Regions from separate parts of the Homo sapiens genome. Here region 2 is linked to region 1. Evidence: chromatin loops called from intact Hi-C (ENCODE). Cell type or tissue: endothelial cell of umbilical vein. All regions are shown on one strand. Each heading gives the region's core, and the rest is flanking DNA. Links, peaks and the distances in the headings are about the cores only.

The links. Peaks named below come from ENCODE experiments on the same cell type or tissue, not always from the same donor. Only the 100,000 strongest peaks of a DNase experiment are listed, where the experiment ranks them.
Region 2: it touches region 1 in a loop (2.6-fold over the local background); 2 of 110 quality-filtered maps call a loop at or near these places.

What each region holds. Positions count from the first base shown.
Region 1 is chr22:40,018,586-40,029,598 of GRCh38, reverse strand. It overlaps FAM83F (family with sequence similarity 83 member F), which reads right to left. Exons shown (of 5, transcript NM_138435.4): 2 at 10,264-10,431; 3 at 9,591-9,712; 4 at 7,636-8,309; 5 at 1-83. The coding sequence ends at 34. Among named protein-coding and RNA genes, the nearest start is that of TNRC6B-DT, 20 kb to the left of the region's middle. RefSeq lists enhancers at 4,430-4,499, 5,918-6,418, 6,419-6,919. In endothelial cell of umbilical vein, for the core only: a CTCF peak has its summit at 4,605 (motif pointing right); no DNase peak of the experiment used is centred there.
Region 2 is chr22:39,802,597-39,813,609 of GRCh38, reverse strand. The region is part of intron 5 of ENTHD1 (ENTH domain containing 1); the gene reads left to right. Among named protein-coding and RNA genes, the nearest start is that of ENTHD1, 86 kb to the left of the region's middle. In endothelial cell of umbilical vein, for the core only: a CTCF peak has its summit at 5,347 (motif pointing right); no DNase peak of the experiment used is centred there; H3K27me3 peaks cover 1,596 bases.

The sequences.
Region 1 (11,013 bases), core at 989-8,988:
ATCCACACGTCCTGCCCACCACCATCCCGCAGCTCAGGAAATCACACAGTTGCTAGGCTTGGCAGAACTGGGACTTGTTTTACCTGCAGAGGCAAGGGACAGAGGCGGGGAAGGATGTAAGTGAAACGCTTGGTGGATTCAGCTTCAGTTCCTACCCTGTGTGCTGTCCACATCTCCAGTTGAGGGGCTGGGGTCACTGTCTCCCTCCCAAGCTGCTGATCTGGAAACCAAGTCAATAGGGCACCCGGGAAAGTAGAAGGGAAGATTCTGCCTGTCTCAGCAGCCTCGGCAGGAGCCCCACTGGGTGGGACATCAAGGTGACAGCCATCTCCTGACCAAAGAGGGGTCGGGGAAGGATCCAGGCTGCAGAATCAATGACAACAACCATCAAGTCCAAAGTCTTGGCTGCTCTGTCTACAGACTAGCCATTCTTTTGTTTCTTTACTTTTCTAATAAACTTGCTTTCACACACACACACACACACACACACACACACACACACACACACACACACACACGTCTAGCCAAGAGGCCGCTCACTACCAGCTAGTACATGCAGCTCCACCGCCTGCAAAGTAAGACTGCGGTCCTTCTCTCTGGTTCCCCTCCCGGGCTGCCGCATTCTACCGCTGAGGTGCCCACAGCTCCCAGAGCCAGCCAGCGACAGTGCCAGAACCTGGCCTTCCCGGTCCAGTTCCAGCTCCTTCCGCCACAGGCCGCCTAGGCTGGAAGAAGGAAAGCTGGCGCCTCAGGAAAGGCTGGCGCTGGCCAAGAGCTGCCACCGTGGGGTGGATCACACTGCTTAGGACGCGCCTTTGAAGGGAGGACAGAGAGGAACGCGCTGCCTGTAGGGAGGGAAGGGGGAGAGAAAGCTGTCCCCCGCCCCCGGCCAGAGAAGCTGATTTCTCTTCTTCCCCAGGCCTCTACCATTCCTTCCCACTCTCTTTACAGTCCTGAGATGAGGCCTGCGGTTCCTTTGGCTGGATTCCTGCTCTCGGACCTCCGGAGGGAGTGCAGGGGAGTAGCGAGGCAGGCCTGACACCTGCAGGCCTGCGAGGTGTCAGGCGCTGGAGCGGGGAGCCCATGTCCTCGGAGCGCTGGCTGCCTTTCCCCAGGTGGAAGGCGCTCGTGTTATTTCCTGCCAGTTCCCCTCCACACAGCAAGGGCTGCCTCTCTGGTGCTCACACAACCTTCCAGTATCACTTCAGCTGTGAATTTAATTAAGGCCATGTCTGCCTCCTCTCCTGGGCCATGAGCAGGACCCACTGAACAGAGCCCAACTTGGAGCCCTGCCCTGCCACACAGGCTGCTGCTCCTGCCCACTGCACTGTGACCCACGGCCTCGGGCCTCATCCATCCAGGCAGACTGAACGAGCTCTTCAGGACTGACCACAAATCCAGCTGCACCCTCATTAAGGGTGTTCCCCCACCTTTGGGCAGGAGGCTGCGCCCCAAGGGCTCCATGGCCAAGGCGCTGGGGGTCACTTTCCGCAGTGGTGCCGAGCACGTCTGGGGCGGCTCTGCTAGTGGGATGAAATGCGGCCATCTTAGAGTCACTCACTGCTGCAATGGACACATTCGTCCCCATTTCCCCCCATCAGCTGGTTTGATTTGCGTGGCCCACTAAGCAGATGTCAGTTCCTCCCCAGAGGCAGCAGCATTTTGGAGGCAGGTAAGCAAATCAACCTCCAGATCGTTAAACAGGGGAGGCGGTGTAGCTGGGGGTGGGATGGTGGTGGGTGGTGGTGGGGGTAGCTGCTTCCCAAGCCTGCACACCACCCGGCTGGCTGCCTCCGGGAGAAGCCTGGCAAGGCAGGGGCAGGGCCCATCTTCACCAGCACCATGCTCCCCACTTTTTTGTAAGGCAGGGTGAAAGCCTGGAGACAGCACCTAGACTCAGAATTCATTTCCTAGCCCCGGACAGGACAGAGAAACTGGCTTGGCTTGAGGACAAACTCTGTGTCCCTTGTCATTCCCTGAGTGCTCACATATTGGGAGCTGACCACGTGTGGGGAGTCAGCCCTGCTCAGGTGAACAGGGAAGGTGTATAAATGACCAGAATAGTCTTTTTTACAAAGTATGCGTGGCCTGGGAGCTTCAGAGGTGACGCCAAGGTGGAGCTGAAAACGGGTGCAGGGTGGGAGGAGGGGCCGCTCAGCGGAGCGGAGCCATGTGACATAAGCATGGGGTGAGGGTGGCAGCCTGGGGCACTCGGGACCTGCAGTCAGTCTGGTTTGCTGGCAGGTGAGGTGGTGCGGGAGAGAGGGAGGCAGAGGTCACCCACATGGAAGCCATGACAAGGACAATGATGTGCAAACCGCATGCACAGGCTCCAGGGCTTCGCATTCCCTGTATCTGGAAGAATCTTCCCTCAGATGTCCACAGGGCCCTCTCCTTCCATTGAAGTCTTGCTCCGAGGCTCCTTGGTTAGAGAGGCCTTCCCTGGCACCCTTTATAGAAGGGTCATCCTCCCCTAATCCTCGTCTCTCCCCAGGGTAACATGCTCCATAAAAGCAAGGACCATGTTCATTCTGTTCACAGCTGTGCCAGGAACTTAGAGCAGGGCCTGGCACAGAGCAGACACTTCGTAGACACATATTTATTGAATAAAATGCATGAGACAGCAACGGCGAGCTACTTAGGGGTTTAGCACAATCCTAGTAACAACAGTAATAACAGCAGCAGATGCCCCAGACGCAGCAAGAGCAAGAGAGAGATCTGAGACCTGCGGCCCCAAGGGATGACACAGGAGAACAAGTCCCCCAATCCAGCGGCCCAGCAGCCACAGCTCTACAGAGCCAGACCACACTGCCAGCCAGGGGGCCAACCACACATAAATCCAGGGACCCCAGGAGAGTTCTGGAAAGGGACTGTCACTGCAGGTCACCTCAGAGAAACTGGGAAGCAAAGCACAGGCCCAGGGACTCTGGGGCAGGAAAGGACCCCGAGGCACTCTGGGAAGCAAGTTGCTGCTGTCATCTTCCTCTCGGCCCCCACAACACCGTGGGAAAGGGCTGGTCCTCTATTTGGGGCTCTGGTTCTTCCGAACAGTTTTTTGTTTTGTTTTGTTTTGTTTTTTGAGACAGATTCCTACTGTGTCACCCAGGCTGGAGTGCAGTGGTGTGATCTCCACTCACTGCAACCTCCACCTCCCGGGTTCAAGAGATTCTCCTGTTTCAGCCTCCCGAGTAGCTGGGACTACAGGCAAGTGCCACCATGCCTGGCTAATTTTTTGTATTTTTAGTAGAGACAGGATTTCACCGTGTTAGCCAGGATGATCTCGATCTCCTGACCTCATGATCTGCCCACCTAGGCCTCCAAAAGTGCTGGGATTACAGGCATGAGCCACCACGCCGGGCCCAAACAGTCTTTAAAGGTGCAGGGAAACGGTGCCGATCCTAGCCTTCTGGAGATGGCCATGATATCTGCAGAAGGCTGGGGAGGCAGGAGATCACACTGCCCTTTCTCCCTGGGCAGCCACGGACACAGGGCCTGGCCTCTCTGAACCTTGGGGGTCTCATTGTGAGATGCTGTCATCAGGCAGGATGGCAGCGAGGAGGACGCCAGTTCCATGTGATGGAGTATGGCACCATGTCTCTCGCCACTTCAAAAGTGTTGGCCATTTCCCAGTCATCTCCCTGGGGGAACTGGGTGGGGTCTCAGGCACAGCACAGGGATCTCCTCCCCTAGGCTGGCAGCACTCAAAGGGCAGGGCCTCATCTGTGTTTCCTCAGTCGCCACGGAGTCGGCTGGTCTGAGGACCCTCTGCACTGGGGAGCTACACTGGAAAATGAGGGCCCTAATTTAAAATGCAGATTCCTAAGCCCTGCCCAGTGGTACAGACTCTATTTGTTGGATTTTATTTTTATCTTTAAAAATTCTATTATTATTATTTTGAGATGGAGTCTCGCTCTGTCACCCAGGCTGGTGTGATCTCAGCTCACTGCAGCCTCTGCCTCCTGGGTTCAAGTGATTCTCCTGCTTCAGCCTCCCAAGTAGCTGGGATTATAGGCACCTCCCACCATGCCCAGCTAATTTTTGTATTTTCAGTAGAGACAGGGTTTCACCATGTTGGCCAGGCTGGTCTCGAACTCCTGACCTCAGGTGATCCACCTGCCTCGGCCTCTCCAAGCGTATTTGTTGCATTTTAAAATTTGTATTTACTTTTGCTTTTATTTTTTTGAGACAGGGTCTCTCTGTCGTCCAGACTGGAGTGCAGTGGCACAATCACAGCTGACTGCAGCCTCGACTTCCCAGGCTCAAGTGATCCTCCTGCCTCCACCTCCCAAGTAGCTGGGACTACAGGCACACGGCACTACCCCCAGCTAATTAAATTTTTTTTTAAGAGATGGGGACTTGCTATGTTGCCCAGGCTAGTCTGGAACTCCTGGGCTCAAGGGATCTTCCCAGCTCAGCCTCCCAAAGCACTGGGATTACAGGCATGAGCCACCGCGCCTGGCCTCGTTGCATGTTTACCAAGGCTCTCCACTGAGGCTGCTCTGTGAGTTTGGGGGTCCCTGACCCAGGGAGCCTGTGCGGAGGGCACAGAAGCTCCAGAATAAGGGATGAACACTCCCAGCAGGAGGCGAGGGCGGAGGGAAGACGTAGAAGAGGCGCCTAGCTTCTGCCACTAGAGTGCGCCGTGAGCCTTGAAACCGCTGGGCACCCCTGGCCCCCAGCTGGATCCCCAGCCGGAAAGGAGGAAGCAACTTCCCTAAGGTTCTCCCAAGGGCCACACCTGGGTTTGCAAAAATTTGCATGCTGTTTGACAACTATATACTCCTTATCAAGCAATTTTACAGGCTGTCAGCTCTGAGCTTTTTCTATTTTTTCTCTTATGACAGAAACTGTCATCAACTCAGGTTCTCCCTTGACAAGAGGGCAGCAGAGACAGAAAGAACAGAGGCAGAATCTGAACTCCAGGGGACCTCGGAAACCCTCAATGGTGCACTCCCCCACCTTCTAGATGAGAACACAGCCCCAGGGAGGGGACGGATGTGTCCTGGGTACAGGGAGCAATGTGTCCCGAATTGAGAGCCAGGTGGCAGCTGCTCTGGGAGGTTCTGAACATTTACCAGGGGAAGGGGACACTTTCCCTGCATGGGGGCCCAAAGGCAGGAGCTCAGGTTCTCACTGATTCCCACGGTGGGTGCCCCATGCTGTCAGGGGCCCACCTTCTCACACATGCAGTCCTGGCTGCTTAGCTGCTGCTGCCTGAGGGGAGACACTGAAGCAGCCCCACTTGGCCATGGTGTGGGAAGCTGGAGGCCGTGAAAAAGGGCCTCTTAGGAGAGGAGCTCCTGGCCAGGCGCGGTGGCTTGTGCCTATAATCCCAGCGCTTTGGGAGGCCCAGAGGTAGGAGGATCACTTGAGGCCAGGAGACCAGCCTGGGCAACATGATGAGACCCTGTCTATACAAACAATTTAAAAAATTAGCCAGGCATGGTGGCACACACCTGTGAGCCCAGCTACTCAGGAGGCTGAGGTGGGAGAATCGCTTGAACCGAGGAGGTTGAGGTTGCAATGAGCTGTGGTCGCACCACTGCACTCCAGCGAGACATTGTCTTAAAAACAAACAAAACCAGCAAAAGACAGGAGAGGAGCTGCTGCTTCTCCCTCAGGCCTTGGGAGGGAGAGGAAAGGTGCGTGAATTTCAGGACTGCAGGTACTGGGCGCCCACCCAGGTGGGCAGAAGCCTTACCGGAGGAGGCTGCTCTGTGTTCGTCTAAAGGACGGACAAGGAACGGGATGATGGTTCCGGGCATCCCCGGACCTTCCTGGCTGTCCGTGCCCTCGCCCTCACTATTCCCTCTCTCTCTCTATCCCAGCATCAGGTGCCCTGGAGAGGAGCTTCCCAAGGGTACCGTCTGTGTCTGCAAGGCTGGCTCCTGGGCACCATGTGCAGACACCAGAGAGCGGCAGCAGGGGCAGGGCCGCCGTGACCACCCGAGATGTGGGAGCAGGGACATGGATGTGGAGGGACACGCAGAAGGCAGCGGGAAGGGACAAGACAATGGGCTTTGAGTTTCCATGGAAACTGCATCTCAGGGCGAGGGGCTGAAGGAAGAGAAAGCTTCCACTCCACTTCAGTCAGGACTCGGGAAATAGTCCTTGCTGCTGTCGGCTCGCCCCCTCCTTCCCCTCTTCCACCTCCTTCCCCTCTTCCCCTCGCTCCCTTGCCAGGTGTTCACCATGGCAACCCTTCCTCCAAACCAGAGGTACAGAGCAGGAGCAGCAGCAGCAGCAGCAGCTGGTGTTAGGGGAGCCAGGGAGCCCAGGAGGAATGGGGATGGGGCCAGCCACCCCTCCCCTGACAGAACATGGCTGTGCCCATGCCTGGTCTTGAATCCTGGCCTTACTACCACTTCCTGTGACCTGGGACCACTTCATTCACCTCTCCGAGCCATCTGCCACCTCTGTGCTTGAAGGGTGGTTGTGGGGGCAGAAGGGGAGAGAGAGTGCCTGTGCAGGACCTGGCAAGCCAGCAGCTCAGTCAACGTCTCCAGGCCAAACAGAAGGAACGCCCTGACACTCCCACTGTGCCCACAGCCACAGAGGCGCCCAGGCCTGTTCCAACTCCAAGAAGCAAAGTTAGCCAACATTTCCTGAGCACAGAATGTGTCAGACTCCAAAGCAGTGCTGGGGAATTAGCAGAGGGGATGACACTTGTGCTCCCTGCTCTCACACCATCACAATCCGGTTAAAGCTGGTGTGCAGGAATGCAGGAGTCCTGGAAGCCCTTGGGCCGGGCACACAAGACCTCAGGCCCTGCCATCGCCCACCTGGCCAGCCAGAGCCCAGTTCTCATCACTGGGCTCCACAGCGATGGAGGGAGAAACCCCACCATGGAAAGTCCCCTGACTCAGGGATGCAGAGATGAGAAAGGCACCGCCACCAGCCACCTGAAAGGCCACCCCAGAGACTGCTGCAGAGAGAGACATAAAGTCCAGGGCCTCCTGGGGATCCCAGAGAGATGCCCAGAAAGACGCTGCCATGGAACAATCCCACCCAGGGACAAGCAGCTGGGCAGACAGCACTCAGCAGAGGGACGTGGAGAAACCAAGTCGGACTGCCCGTCACAGAGACAGGAAACTGGGTCAGGGCACCAGTAGGGTACAGGGGAGGGTGGGGTGTGTCTAACCAGGTGAGATCCTGACAATAGGTGATCTGGCAAGGGAAAAGGTTTGCTAGAAAGAGCCCTCAACTCAGAGCCAGGGTCGAGCTGCAGCCATGCACCCCACTGTGCAGAGCCCCCGTTTCTTCACTTACAAAGGAGAAAGTTTCTCAGCTTATTTGATTTGTTGGGTTACCATGAGGGCTGATCTGAATGCCTTCTAGCAGTAGCATTAGAAGCTCTGAGACCCCTCCATGCCAAGCCTGGAATCCTTCTCTTTTTTCAGAGAAGAGGAAAATGAAACTCAGAGCTGCAGGACTTGCCCAAGGCCTCCAGGCAGCTAATGGCCGGGGCCAGAATGGGAACCAAGGACCCCGGAACCCCAGAGCTCCTGCCCTCTCTGTGCCCACAGATGGAATCTACTCCTCTGCAGGTATGAGGCAGTGCTCCTGGATAAGAGCCGATGCGGGGCGAGGGCCAGAGGCCTGGGGAGGCACCAGGCCAGAGGGAAGAGGGCTCACCTGAGATGTCAGCACTGGAATTCTCGTTGGGCCTCTTCCCCGTCAGAAACTCCACTTCAGAGGTCTCGGTGGAGACAGAGCTGGCCATGCCATTGGGCGCCGCAGGCCTCTTGGCTCGGCGACTGAAGAGCCTGCTGCTGAAGCGCCTGGCGGGGGCGGCCTCCCCCCGGGCCGCTTCTCCCATGCCGTTTCGGCTGGGTGCCTCTCGGGATTTGGGCTTCAGGTCTCTGTGCATGTGAGAGACCATCCTGCCATCCTTCTGGCTCAGCTCTCCCAAGGGGATGGGCTCCACGGGGGGCAGCACCTGCTCCACCGTAACCAGGTCTTTCAGGAAGCTCTCCAGGCGCCAGGCCGACTCGCCACCGCTGGCGCCCTCCTCCTGCCCCTCCGGGTTGCCGCCCGCCTCCCGCTGTTGCCGGGCAGCCCAGCGCATCATCTCCCCAGGCGGGTGGCGGCAGCCTGACACCAAGGCGTACTTGGGGTTGATAAGCTTTCGAGCCACAGTGGAGGAGTAATGGAGGCCAACCCTGCCCGCCAGGCTCAGCTGCCGGTACAAGTCCACCTCCTCGGAGATGGCGTACAGCTCCCGGAACTCCGTGTCAAAGGGCTCTACGTTCTGTCCTGTCAGGAGCAGGAGGAGGTTTCTGTCCACATGGGAGGAACTCCAGGTGAACCTGGGAACGTGGGGACAGAAAAGCAAGACACATGTGCCCAGGCCTCTCTCTTGCCCTGCCCCCGCCCCCACCTGCCCCTCCGCTGTGGCCAGACCCTTGCTGCAGGTGTACGGCTCCTTGTGGGCCACACGCTGGACTGATTCCCTCCACCCACCCGTAGCCTCCCTTTCCCCAGAGCTTGGCCTCAAATGAAGCAAGCAGGCAGTGGGTGCAGGGAAAGAGCATGGGAAGTCAGGCCTGCATTTAAACCTGGTTTATATTCTCATGTGCCTTGTAAGCTGGGGCTCCCAGGACATATGTTCACAGGGTTGTTGTGAGGCACAAATGAAGTAACTCATATAAAACATTTAGCTCAGTCCCTGGCACAAACACACATTTAAAAAATAGTAACTGCAGCTGCCACTATTATGAATATTATTCTACTCTGTATTGGTTCTTTTCTGATTTTTTTAAGCACTTAGTGTCTGCAGAAACCCATACTCTGACCATGTGACAGGACTTACCCTGCTATTCACTGTTTCATGTGCTCAGCTCTCTCTTCTCGTCACCTATATTTTAATTTACTTGGAGGGCAGAGATTACACAGATACAGTCTCTCGTGTTCCTGCTAAATTATTTTAAAATCAGAATTCTGAGGCCAGGCTCACACCTGTAATCTCAGCATTTTGGGAGGCTGAGGCGGGCGGATCACTTGAGGTCAAAAGTTCGAGACCAGCCTGGCCAACATGGTGAAACCCCTTCTCTACTAAAAATACAAAAATTAGCTGAGCATGGTGGTAGGCACCTGTAATCCCGGCTACTAGGGAGGCTGAGGCAGGAGAATCGCTTGAATCCGGGAGGCAGAGGTTGCAGTGAGCCGAGATCATGCCACTGCAGTCCAGCCTGGGCAACGGAGCAAGACTCCGTCTCAAAAAAAAAAAAAAAAAAAAAAATTCTGGCGACATTCCCTGCACACCACACCTTCCCGTTTCTTTCCAGATCTGGTGCATCCCACTTCCTGCTTGTCCTACCTAATGACTAGCCTCAAAATGCAACTGGCTGCAAATGGACCATGAAAAACAGACAGTGCGTAATGCCTAGGAAGAGTTGACCCTCTTTTTAGAATAATCCATCAACCAGGAAGTTTGAGGGAAGGGACTGGGCAGAAAGCTGTCCTTTGCTATTGCGTCAGATGATCCCTGTTACACACTCATGATGACGGAGGCTCCGGTCTGGCATCTTCCTGAACACCTACCTGGAATCAAGGCCTCCTGGGCCCTTCTTTGATCCGGCCCAACTCACCTGTAAGATCCAGTGGCCACTTTGTCACCGTCCACCATCAGGAACCTTGATGACAGGGTCCCCTTGATCCTCCCCATGGGCATGTAGAAGCCGACGCCTGTCACAGAGCGGACACGGATGTTCTGTTGGGAAGAGCAGAAGGCCCTGTCACCTGGGTTGGGCCAGCCTCCGTGCCAGGTCCTTGCTTCTGCAGAGGAAGAGCCCCCTTGTGTATGGACCCTGCCTGCAGGCTCCTGTCTTCACTAGACGCTCTGCTTCCTACAGCCTTCCATAGGGAACCCTCTTTGGCGAGCAGGAAGAAGTCCCCAAATCTTGCTTCAGGCATGGACAAGCCCAGGGTGGTTCCTGCCTCTTCTCAAAAGGCCCCAGAAGAGAACAACAGCCCTCACTTTGACATCAGTGATTCTGCAGGCTAAGCACCCCAGGACCAGCCCAGAGCTCCCTCCTTCAGTCTCAGCAGCCTAGGGATAAAATTGAAACTGGGCATATGATTCAGTAGTTAACAGTAAAGCCAAGGTTAAAGGCTTGACTTTCAACAAAAGGAAAGGTGTTGAGATCTTGAAGTTCGCCTGAGCCCCCATTCAGGGAAGAGGCAGGGGGGAGCTGCAGGACGGGGCAGAGGTAGTCTCTGTCTCATCTCCTGTCCACTTTCCACCCCAGTGGTGCAACTTACCCGAATCCGGAAGTCAGTGAGCTGCAGGTCCTGACACATCTCCAGGAAATACTTCACTCCTGCCTCGTCCAGGATGATGTACACTGGGACCCGGCGCTTACAGGCAGCATCCACAATGTCTTGAAAGATATCACCATCAGTGAAGAGGTCCATGACCACAGCAATGACCTGGGTGGGGAAAGGCACTGGTGAGGCACACGGTGTCTACACGCCCACAGAGGCATGCCCTGCTCAGATGGTACCACCTCGCCCTGGGGTCACTGGTGGCCAAGAGTCAAAAACTCCACCTGTACCATTCCTGGAGTTCCACGTCCCCCGATCTTTGAGCATATCTGAGCCCTGGAGATGGGCCTGGGGGTGCAGGCCGTGTGCTTGTACTTCATCCTGGACAAATCCCCACCTCCCCATCCTGGGGGTCTTCCAGCAGCTCTTAAGAAACTGTATCAGGGCCAGGCAAGGTGGCTCACACCTGTAATCCTAGCACTTTGGGAGGCCAAGGCAGGTGGATCACCTGAGGTCAGGAGTTTGAGACCAGCCTGGCCAACATGGTGAAACCCTCTATTAAAAATACAAAAAATGGGCTGGGCATGGTAGCGGGCACCTGTAATCCCAGCTACTTGGGAGGCTGAGGCAGGAGAATTGCCTGAACCTGGAGGCAGAGTTTGCAGTGAGCCAAGATTGCGCCGTTGCACTCCAGCCAGGGCAACAAGAGCGAAAAAAAAAAAAAAAATTAGCCAGGCGTGGTGGCAG
Region 2 (11,013 bases), core at 1,938-9,937, 220 kb after region 1:
TAATGTGTGTTTTTGCAGCTCTCCGTTCCTTAACAGTTTTATCTTGACTATATGTTGAGTTTCTCCATTTTTAGCATTTATATGGATAGTTACAGGTTTTTCTCCTTTAGGCTGTTAATTTCATAAATTAGTTGATTTCCAGATATTAAAATAACCTTGAATTCCTGGAATAAGCTGAATTTGGCTGTGATATATTATCTTTGATATGTATTACTGGATTTGATTTGCTAATATTTTGTTTAGGAGTTTTGCATCTATGTCTATGAGTAAATTAGCTAGGGCTGTTTTTTCTAAAATTCTCTTTGTCATATTCTGATTCTGAGGTCATGCTACACTCACAAAAGAGTTGGAATATATTTGCTCTTTTTTATACTCTGGACTAGTTTGCATAGGGTTGTTTGTAAGGTGCTGTGAAAATAAATAAGGTGTTCTCTAAGTGTACAAACGGTGGTGCTGGCAGAGGGCTGCAGGAAGGGAAGGCGAAGCTGCACCCACAATGTGTCTCTCCCTGTGAAGACAAAGCACTGGGCCGGGCACAGTGTCTCACACCTATAATCCCAGCACTTTGGGAGGCTGAGGTTGGCGGCTCACTTGAGGTCAGGAGTTCAAGACCAGCCTGGCCAACACGGTGAAACCCCACCTTTACTAAAAATACAAAAATTAGCCAGGCATAGTGGTGCACACCTGTAATCCCAGGTACTCGGGAGACTGAGGTGGGAGGATTGCTTGAGCCTGGGAGGCAGAGGTTGCAGTGAGCCGAGATTGTGCCACTGCACTGCAGCCTGGGCGACAGAGCAAGACTCCCATCTCAAACAAAACAAAAAAAAAGACAAAGGGATCCAATGTAATCAACCTGCCACCTGGTAACTGGCTGTTTTCCCTGCTAGTGATGTAGCATTAGCTACCACTCCGGGCATTCTGGATGCTCCGCATCTGTGGCAGCCAGGTCACCTTGGTGAGGAGCAGTCATGTTGTTGAGCCCCTGCCTGTTGAGGTCATCCTTGCTACATGGCCCACTGAAGAACCACTGGAATGACTAGGAAAGAAGATTATTGACAGCCACTAAGTCGAGCATTTTTCCCACCTGATTTTTGAGACCTCTTCCACAGTGAACGTCCCCTAGCAAGCATTTATAGTGAAATAAATATCTTCACATTGTGTGCACATCCTGAAAAGTCCATCCACATGCCTCCTTGTTACTCTTTCTAAGTCCCCGGCCAATACCCATTAGGTATCTTGTCTTCCAGGATGTCCTGTGTGAAGATATACTGTTTCCAATGCTGTCAACTAGGAGGATTCTCCTGCGGTCTTTCAGGAGCACTTCTGAGTGGGCTGTAGTGTTGCAGTTACCCACTTCTGGGTAGCGCTGGCATACTTGACGTATTAGCAATCCTGGCTAATTTCATGTTTAAACCAATCCTATACATACTCCTTTTGATTGACAATAGAGAATTATCCATGAAGCTCTAGCTCTAGGTGTAGGTTGAGGAAGAGGCAGTGAAAGAGTGGGATCATGCTCCATGGAGTATGAGCCACCTGCTTGCATTGTTTACATGGGCTTCAGGACTGGTTTCATCTATGTCGTTTTTTTTTTGTTTGTTTGTTTGTTTGTTTTTGTTTTTGTTTTTTATGAGATGGGGTCTCACTGTGTCGCCCAGGCTGGAGTGCAGTGACTTGATCTCGGCTCACTGCAAGCTGCGCCTCCCGGGTTCACAGCATCCTCCTGCCTCAGCCTCCCGAGTAGCTGGGACTACAGGCGCCCACCACCACACCCGGCTAATTTTTTGTATTTTTAGTAGAGACGGGGTTGCACTGTGTTAGCCAGGATGGTCTGGATCTCCTGACCTTGTGATCTACCTGCCTCAGCCTCCCAAAGTGCTGGGATTACAGGCGTGAGCCATCACACCCAGCCCTCATCTATGTCATTTTGATTTGACAGTGGAATGCTACTGCGTACATCCAGTTTCATCTCTATGGATCAGGTAACACCCATAATGTGAGCTGACAGAGTCACTTGGTGTCCTGTGGTCAAGCATTCAGTCTTTATCAGGGTGTAGTAGCAAGCCAAGTGTTGTTTTTTAGGTGGCTAATAGTTGTAGGCAGAAGAACGCATGACCTTACTCCAAAGCCCTAGTGGTCCACTCCCAGGGGTCTGCTCTGTGATTTTCCTACTGCTGCCTGTCAGAGGCTCCATTGATCACCTGTCTGCCTCAGGCACTTCCCTTACCCTTGGTTCTGCTAAGTTATATGATCCAGGTGTCGGGGCAGCTTATCCAGTGGCCTGGACCTGCTGCAGGGCCTTTTGTTTGCTTTGGTCCTCACTCAAAACTGGCAGTAAATAGAGACAGCAGCATACCCATGGCCTCCAAAGTTTAGAGAGGCCCATGATTATCATGTTTCTTTCCTTATGTTGGGCATTTCAAGATGCAATAACATGTCTCTGACTTTAGAGGGGATATCCTGACATGCTCCAGACCAGTGGATACTCTAAAAACGTCACAGATGTGGCATTCCCTTGAACTTTCCCAGGACTTATTGGCCACCTTCTACATACATGTAGCATCAAGAGTGCTTGCCACTTCTTGCATAAGTCCACTTAGCACTGTATCATCAATGTGATAGCCAGTGTGTTGCTCTGTGGGACAGACATCAAGAGATTTAAGGTCCCTCTTGCCTCTATTGAAGGACATAGCAGAGTTGACACAGCCATAAGGCAAGACAGTAAAGACAGTATACTGTTGTCCCTGTCACATGAAAGTTAACTGATTCTCATTATCTTTATTAATAGGGATTTTAGGAAAGTGTCTAGGTTGACACCTATATACTATAGATGTCTGGGGCTGTGTTGATTTGCCCTAGTAAAGAGCCCACAACTGGAACTATAGCTATGCATGGTACCATCACCTGATTATATTTGCAATAATCTACCGTCATCCTTGACAGTCCACATGGCTTTTCAGAAAAACAGGCAAGTTATACTGGAATGTGGTAAGAATCACTACCCCTACAACTTTGAAATCTTTGATGGTGGCATTAATTTCTGTAATTTCCCCAGAAAGATTTTTAGAGGGGAAGTGGTATAATTATAGCGGTTCTGCCTGATCTCTCTAATACCCTAATAACCTGAACTCCATGGGTGGTGGAAGCAGAGGGGAGAATTTTGCAGGTTACTAAGCAGGTCTGTTCTCACCATACATTCTGAGACCATGGAAATAACTAGAGGTAGGTCTGTGGTTTAGCTGGATTCGGTGTGAGGTAGCTCCTAGGCCAAGACTTCATGTGTCACCTGGTTTCTTAAGTCCCTCCTCTGGCCAGTAGACTATGGTGGCATTGTTAGATCTCCAGAAATTAGTGTCAGTTCAGAGCCAATATCGGATAAGTACTTATCTAAGTACAGTCATTGTTGTGAATAGCTTCAGGTACCTCTAGGGGAGGCTTAGGGGAAGATTTACTGTACACACCTGTGGCTACATTGCAGGATTCATTCTCAAAGGGCTCAGACCTTCCCCTCAAGAAGTTCTTGCTCTGTGAACTGGCCTAGGCTTAGGAGCTGGATAAGAGGCCATGAATCCCCTATAATGACAGTAGTTAGGTTTTCTGTCTATTTATATTAAGCTCACTTAGTAGGCTGCCTATGTATTTTCCACAGGTCCTGTGATTCATTAACCACCACCACACATCCTGAAAGTAAGAAAACAAAAAACAAAAAACAGAAAATGGATACCACGGCATCCCTGTGGCTTACTATGATTATCATGCCTAGCTTGTCTCCAAGAGTTAAGCACTGCTATTTGCTTTTACTGCTCCAGGACCCCAGTATTCCCAGTGAGATCAGGAAACCCAATTCCATTGCACCATCCCTGTTATCCCTGGTCATCTCAGCCTACAGATGACAACCACTACAGAGCTCTTCAGAGATGCTGGTGCCCCATCAAAGTATGCTTTTTAAATGCCTTAGTGAACAGAGTGTCCTCCAAGGCAATTAAAAGGTGGCTGAGCAAATTGTATGTAATAGATCCATCCCGACAGTCCCATCTCATGGAGCTTTTAAGCTCCCTCTCCAGTGTGCCAGAGAAGTGCCCTTTTTCTGAGTCCTACACACATGGCACATTCTCACGCTCTCATTCTTTTCACATCCTGTTGAGATGTTACAGTCTCAGGGAGGCTTTCCTGGACATTTTATTCAAAATCAACACCTTCCCACTGCCAGTGGTGCTCCTCCCTCTTCTCTGCTCATTCACTCTATAGCACTTATCAGCATCTGACTTACTGTGTAACTATGTGTTTGTCTGATTTAGGAAGGAGTAGTGTGACCCAGGAGTCCCCAGACCACTCTCTGATATCCTAGTGAATCTGCCACTAGCACAGCACTGACTTTGGCCTGTGTTCTTTGGCTGCTTCTAGGTATATAGGCTGCTTTTCAAGCCATTGCATACAGTTTTTGTGTGTTGTTCATAAATTGGATGCATTTACAATGTCCTCCATTTTGGGGAAAGTTGCTGCCTGCCTTCACATTTCCTTAAAAGTGTCTTTATATCAATCATCAGAGCATTGCAAAGTGTGCCTCAAATTATAGAACTGACTGTAGAAATTCGAGAGGGTATCAACATAGTAACTGTGTATTATGTGGTTGACATTAAGACATCCAATTAAAACCTTTTTAAACTTAATTCCCCCCTCTTTTTTACTTTAAAAATATGGGAAAGCATGATTCATGCATGAAAAACAGATAAATGAGACTACTAAAGGCTTTCATTGATAAGAATGAATAAATAAAACAAAGCCACACTTGCAGTAGAAGTCAATTAAAAGACCAGAAGGGTGGTAAGTACATTTAAACATGCCATTCTTTATCTGCAGTGGCCAACTTTTTTCATTATTGTGATAATTAAAAGAATATTAAGAGACACTGACTTTTGAACTATTTATGAATTTTAGGTCAAGAAGCCATCCAACCTAAACTTTTTCCCATTACTAATGAGTGTATGTATTATAACAATGTCATACAACCCCTTTGACAGTTCAAATTAGGAGAACGAAGACTAATCTAAACTGAGAGATTCTTGATTAAAATGACCATGACCTCTCAAGTGTGGAAGTTCCAAGTTGACTTTTTATTAGAATGAAACAGCTGTATGTTTCTTTCAAAGGGTAAGTTATTCATCCCACAGAAATTTACTAAATGCCTACTGTGTACTAAGCACTGTGCTAACTGCTAGGTAGTCAATGGTGAACAAGTTCCTGCCTTTATGCAGCTTCCAGTCTAGTGGCTTAACAGACCTAATCAAACAAATGAGGTATCAGGATAGGGAGAGGACACGAACATGTACAGGAGGGCACCTAACCCTGCCTTAGGACAGCAGGGGGCGCTTTCTGGAGAAAGTGATGTCCAAGCTGGAATGAGAGGGATGGGTGATGATAGTAGCAGTAGCCAACACTCATGTTGTGTGTGCTGGGTGTACTTTTAAATGGTCGAGCTCATTTAATCTTCATAACAATCTTATGAGACAGATGAAGAAAGTCCACAAAGAGATTTTTAAAAATTTGCCCTCAGTCACAGAACTAGGAAGTGGCAAAGTCAGCATTTAGACCAAGCTGCTGGTGTAACCCCAGAGCCTACGCTGATGTGTTTCAAACCTTTTGACTGTGACCCACAGTCAGAAATGCCTTTTATGTCATGACCCAGTATATATATACACACACACACACACACACACACACGTACGTATATATATATACACACACACACCCCTAAAACAAGAGTTTCACAGTTTCACAAAACAATGTTTATTGACAGTGTACTCTGATCTATCTTAGTCATTTTACTTTTTAAAAAAATTTAGATGTGACCCACAAAATTTATTTCACTACCCACTAATTGGTCACAACCCACATTTTGAAAAACAGTTCACTGCACTATTTTGCCTACTACGCAGAATGAGCCAAACCAAGTGAGGAGAGAAGAGAATCTCAGGCAGCATGAACAATGTGAGAGGCTGGGGTGGGAGGAACAGGAGGAGTGGGCAAGAGAGACTTGGCCAGTTGGGAGAATGGAAGGAAGTTTAGCAGAGCCTCAGGATGAGGTGGATGGCAGGAGAGGCCTTGAAGAGGTGAGCAAGGTCTTATATGTAAAGGTGACCATATTGCTTCCCGGCCTTTGGGCTAAGATCAGGTGTAGAAGAGGTGGCCATATGTTTATTGTTCAGTCAGGCCACTTTAGAGAGTGAAAGTGAAAAATTATGCCAGGGTAACAGATGTAAACCTGGAGCTTCCCTGGCAAAGTGGCACGTAGGATAAGCCATGTTGAGGAGTTTTTATTGCGTCTGAAAAACAATGGGGAGCCTTTGATGTGTTTTAAGCAAGGACATGATACAGCCAGATCCTTGCTGTAGGAAGATGACTGTGAATGCATTGTAAAGAAAGGACTGGAGGTGAGCAAGTTAGGGAAGCAATCAGGGGTCAAAACAGAATTAGAGACTTAGGACATTCCTAAAATGAAGCTCTGATCAGTCACAATTCTGAGAAGCTCCCTTAGGATAAAGTTCTAACAACTTAGTGTGGCAGGTAAGCTCCTTCCCACATTGGCCTGTGCTCACCCCTGCAGCCTCACCTTTAACCTCCTTTCTTCCCCCAGCCTCTGATGTTCCAGCTTGGTACACTGAACTGCTTCCCCCAAACACCATATTCTCTCATGCTTTGCATACTTCTCAGCAGGGAAAACCCTCCCCTTGCCTCCGTCCTCCATTCCTATTCATTTGTCTGAATCTTGCTCATTCTTGGGATTTAGCTAAGATGTCACTTTTCCCAGAAAGCCTTCACTGGCATTTGGAAGGCAGGGGCTATTGTTCTCCTCCTCTGGGCTCTGAAGACACCCTGTGCCTGCCTCAGATCTGGTGCCGATTCTGCTGGGTTGTCCTTGCCTGTTATTTCCCTCACCATCAAACCAAAGCCACTGTAGTTTTTTGAGAGCAAGGGCTGTGTCTTGTTCATCATTCTAGTTTCTGCCTCTAATCCAGAGCTTAGTACATAGTAAATGCCCCAGTAAATGTCTGTTAGCTGAATAAGTATCATTGGAAATGCCCCTCAATTGAATACAGCCATCCTCTCAGTGCTTTTTGTATTTTTTGCATATACTTTAGAAGTGTCTTCAAAGAAGATTCATCATGGCTTTTTAAAAGAAGAGCAGCATGGCCAGCACACTGGGAGTCCTCTAAGCTCACCAGCGAGGTTCCCCACCAGCAGGGCTGTCTTTTGAAATTTTGTAGAACTTTCCTCATCCCTAGTTGACACTTGATTGTTAACATTAGCTAAAGAGAGTCTATTGAAAAGGAGGAAGTGCTCAAAACACATAGAATTTTAAATAATGTTTAAGGAAATAGTGAGGGAATGCATGTGGGCATTGGCACTGGCCCCGATATTATTTATTTAGGTTTTCCTTTCATACCACTTCAAGTCTGATCTGAAGCCAGGATCTGTCTGTAGTGTGGCAGGAACCCAGAGATGTAGCATTGATTTCCCCCGAGTTTCTAGATGTTGGGGTATTCACTGAAATTAGTAGGTTGTAGAGGGCTACAAGTGAATGAGGAAAGGCTAGAGGGCAGAGAGCAGACTGAGGAGCTGTCTTAGTAGTAACTTAGAAGAGGTGGTTGGAGAAAGGACAGAGGGCCGTCTGGCAGCTGGAAGAGCCCCCCAAAGGCAAGATGGCATCTTATTCATGCTTAGTTGTGGACACAATATTTTCAAGCCATGACCTCAAGTGTGCCCAAAGGAGTAGCTATATGTCTGTAATTCAAAAAAAAACAAACAAACCAAAATCTTAAATTTCCTGTGGCAGAAAATACAACCTTGGTTATTCTGTTTTCTTAGTTACTTCCATCTTAAACTCAGTCAATTCAGGATTTCCTGTTTTCTCCCTCTTGCTCTTGAGAACGACCTCAAAGTTCTGGGGACCTGCTTGGCATCATAACTTTGGGGATGGGGGAAATATCTGGTCCGTGGGTTGTTGGGCATCTCTTCACACTGACTTCTGCTAAGGGGAAACTGATCCCATTGTTTTTAATTGTGCAGCTGTGTTTCTGCCCACATTAATTGATACGTTAGCAGCACTGCCCTGCTTAGCACAGTTAAGCCATGCACTCTGCATCTTCCATGTCCCCAACCTGAGGCCCTTTCACTTCTGCCACCCTCGCTCAGCTAATTCTCTAATGCGCAAAAACTGCTAGTCTCTCACACATCTCACATAGTAAGGGACTTTGAGTGACTGATGCAGATATTCCCTTCCCACACCCTCCCAACTCCTACTTCCGTTCTATTTCTTCCATCCTTCAGCTGTGAGGTGAAGAGGGTTGAGGGAATTCTGCAGTGTTGCTCACTTTTTCAGGCTCCACCTGGGAAACAAATAGAAATCTTCTTCGCCCTCAGAATGAAAGAAGAATGAGGGGGAATTTTTCTCTATTTCATTCACAGAACACTCAGTACCTAGAACAGTGGCTAGCTAATAGTAGGTGCTCAAGAAATACTTGTTGGATAGATGGATGACCAGCCCCTCCCTGGTCTCCCCAGCTCCCAAGACTTAGCCCTTGACAGACTCGAGATGCAAGGCCTCCCTCGCCAGGGACATCCTTGGTGCCCTTGCCAGGATCTGACTCTTGCTGCAGATCTCTATCCTCAGGATTCTCAGTCTGGGCTAGAAGCTTATATGGAGGGGTGGGCATGAGGGGAGGGGGAAGCTCAGCCAGTATACTTCCCAAATCTTTATCTGTTACATACGAGTCTAGTTTTTGTTTGTTTAAGTCTTTCATCTCCTAGACACATCATGTGCCTTCCCCTTGGGCAATAGTGGCTTCATCTTTAGGAGCCTGTGCTTGGGGAAGGGCCTTGGGGATTCAGTGACATGTGGAGTTGTGGGGAGGGAGACCATGTCTGTTAATCCTCCACTTGTTATCCTTTCACCTTTGTACACCCAGTTCCTAACACGGTACCCAGCACATAGTAGACTTTGAATTAATTTTTGTTGAACTGAATATTGGATGAATCAGAAATTGGTAATGTATTGAAGAGAAAAGAGCAAAAGGTTGGGGATGTCCTGAGGTTAAAGAGGGAAATGGGATATTGAGAAGTGCTCAGGATTATCAATTTTTTTTTTTTTTTTTTTTTTGAGACAGAGTCTTTGTCACCCAGGCTGAGTGCAGTAACTCCTAGGGTCAAGTGATCCTCCCACCTTAGCCTCTCAAGTAACTGGGACTAGAGGCATGTGCCACCTCGCCTAGCTAATTTTTTACTTTTTTGTAGAGACAGGGTCTCGCTATGTTGCCCAGGCTGGTCTTGAACTCCTGGACTCAGACAGTCCTCCCACTTCAACCTCCCAAAGTGCTGGGATGACAGGCATGAGCCACTGCACTCAGCCTTTTCTTTTGTTTTGTTTTTCTTTTTCTTTTCTTTTTTTTGAGACAGAGTTTTGCTTTGTCACTCAGGCTAGAGTGCAGTGGTGTGATCATGGGTCACTGCTGCCTCAACCTCTCAGGCTCAAGGGATCTTCTTGCCTCCATCTTCTGAGTAGCTGGGACAACAGATACATCCTACTATGCCCAGCTGATTTTTTTCTATTTTTTATAGAGACAGGGTCTCACTATGTTGTTTACACTGGTCTCATACTCTTGGGCTCAAGTGACCCTCCTGCTTCAGCCTCCCAAAGTGCTAGGATTACAAGCATGAGCCACCGCACCTGACCAGATCATTGATTCTTTGTTGAAACACTTCCATTCAATAAAGCCATATAATTTGTTAATAAAGCCTTCTGTTAATTTTGATACTGATGAGAAGTATTGCTATTATATTTATTGATTGGCAATATAGTAGGTGATCTCTAGACCCCAACTTAGTAAATTAACACCCTAAATTAGAGTCAAAACCCAGACATTGTTCAACTTGCTATAAGCATCAAGTGAAGCATGGTTATCAGCATCTAGGTGTTAATTGTAAAATAGTAAAATTCTGGAAGGAAAGATTGAGAAATTAGATTTTAATTCAGTAGATACTTAATGAGTTTCTCTCAGGCACTGTAATCAGCATGGATTTATGGCAGTAAACATGGCAGACTCTGCCTTCAAGGAGCTTCTGTTCTGGTGAAGATAGATAATAAACAAAACAATTATAGATTGTAACATGTGCTATGAAGGAAATAAACAAGGAGCTTCATGAAGCAATGATGGGAGCAACAACTTTAGTTAGGGTAGTCAGAGAAAGCCTTTATGCAGAGATGTTATGAGGTGAGACGAGAAGGATGAAGAAACCTGGAAAGGAACATTCCAAGCAGAGGGAAGCGCAAATCGAGAGATTCAGTTATGGAGAAAAGGTTAGTTTGCTTCTAGAATTGCAAGGAGGCCGTTGTGGCTAGAACGTAGCAAACGAGGGGATGGTGGTGTGAGAGATCAGAGAAAGACAGGCAGGGGCAATGGCATGTGGGCAGCGGAAGTCTTGTGGGGAGATTTAGACTGAGTTCCGAAGACAGCAGGAACATAAGAAGCAGAGGAGGGATAGAATCTGATTTGTATTTATTTAAACACAAATTGGGGAGGATAAATTGGAGATAGGGGAGGAAGTGCGAGCAGAAGCAGAAAGATAAGGAAGAAGCTATATTGACTATCCAAGTGACCGTGACCGAGGACAAAGGCACTGGCAATGGAAGAAAGTGGGCAGATTTGAGATAGACTTTGGAGTTTGGCCCTGAGGATTTCCTCATGACTGATTGTCAGAGTGATGGAAAGAAAGATGGCTCTTAGTGTTCTGCCTCTGAGAAGTGAGTGTGTGATGGCACTCTGTTGGGGATCAGAGAACAATACCCCAAAGCATGGCACTTGGGTGTGCCAAGTACTTTGAACTGAGGGACATCGGAAGAGCTTCAGAAGCAAAGGCTCTCCTTGCTCTTCTCTTGCCCTTCTTTCTCCTGTTTCCCTTTCTCTCTCAAGGCAGGCCATAGCAACTAGAATTCCTCTTCCCCAAGGTGGGTCATAG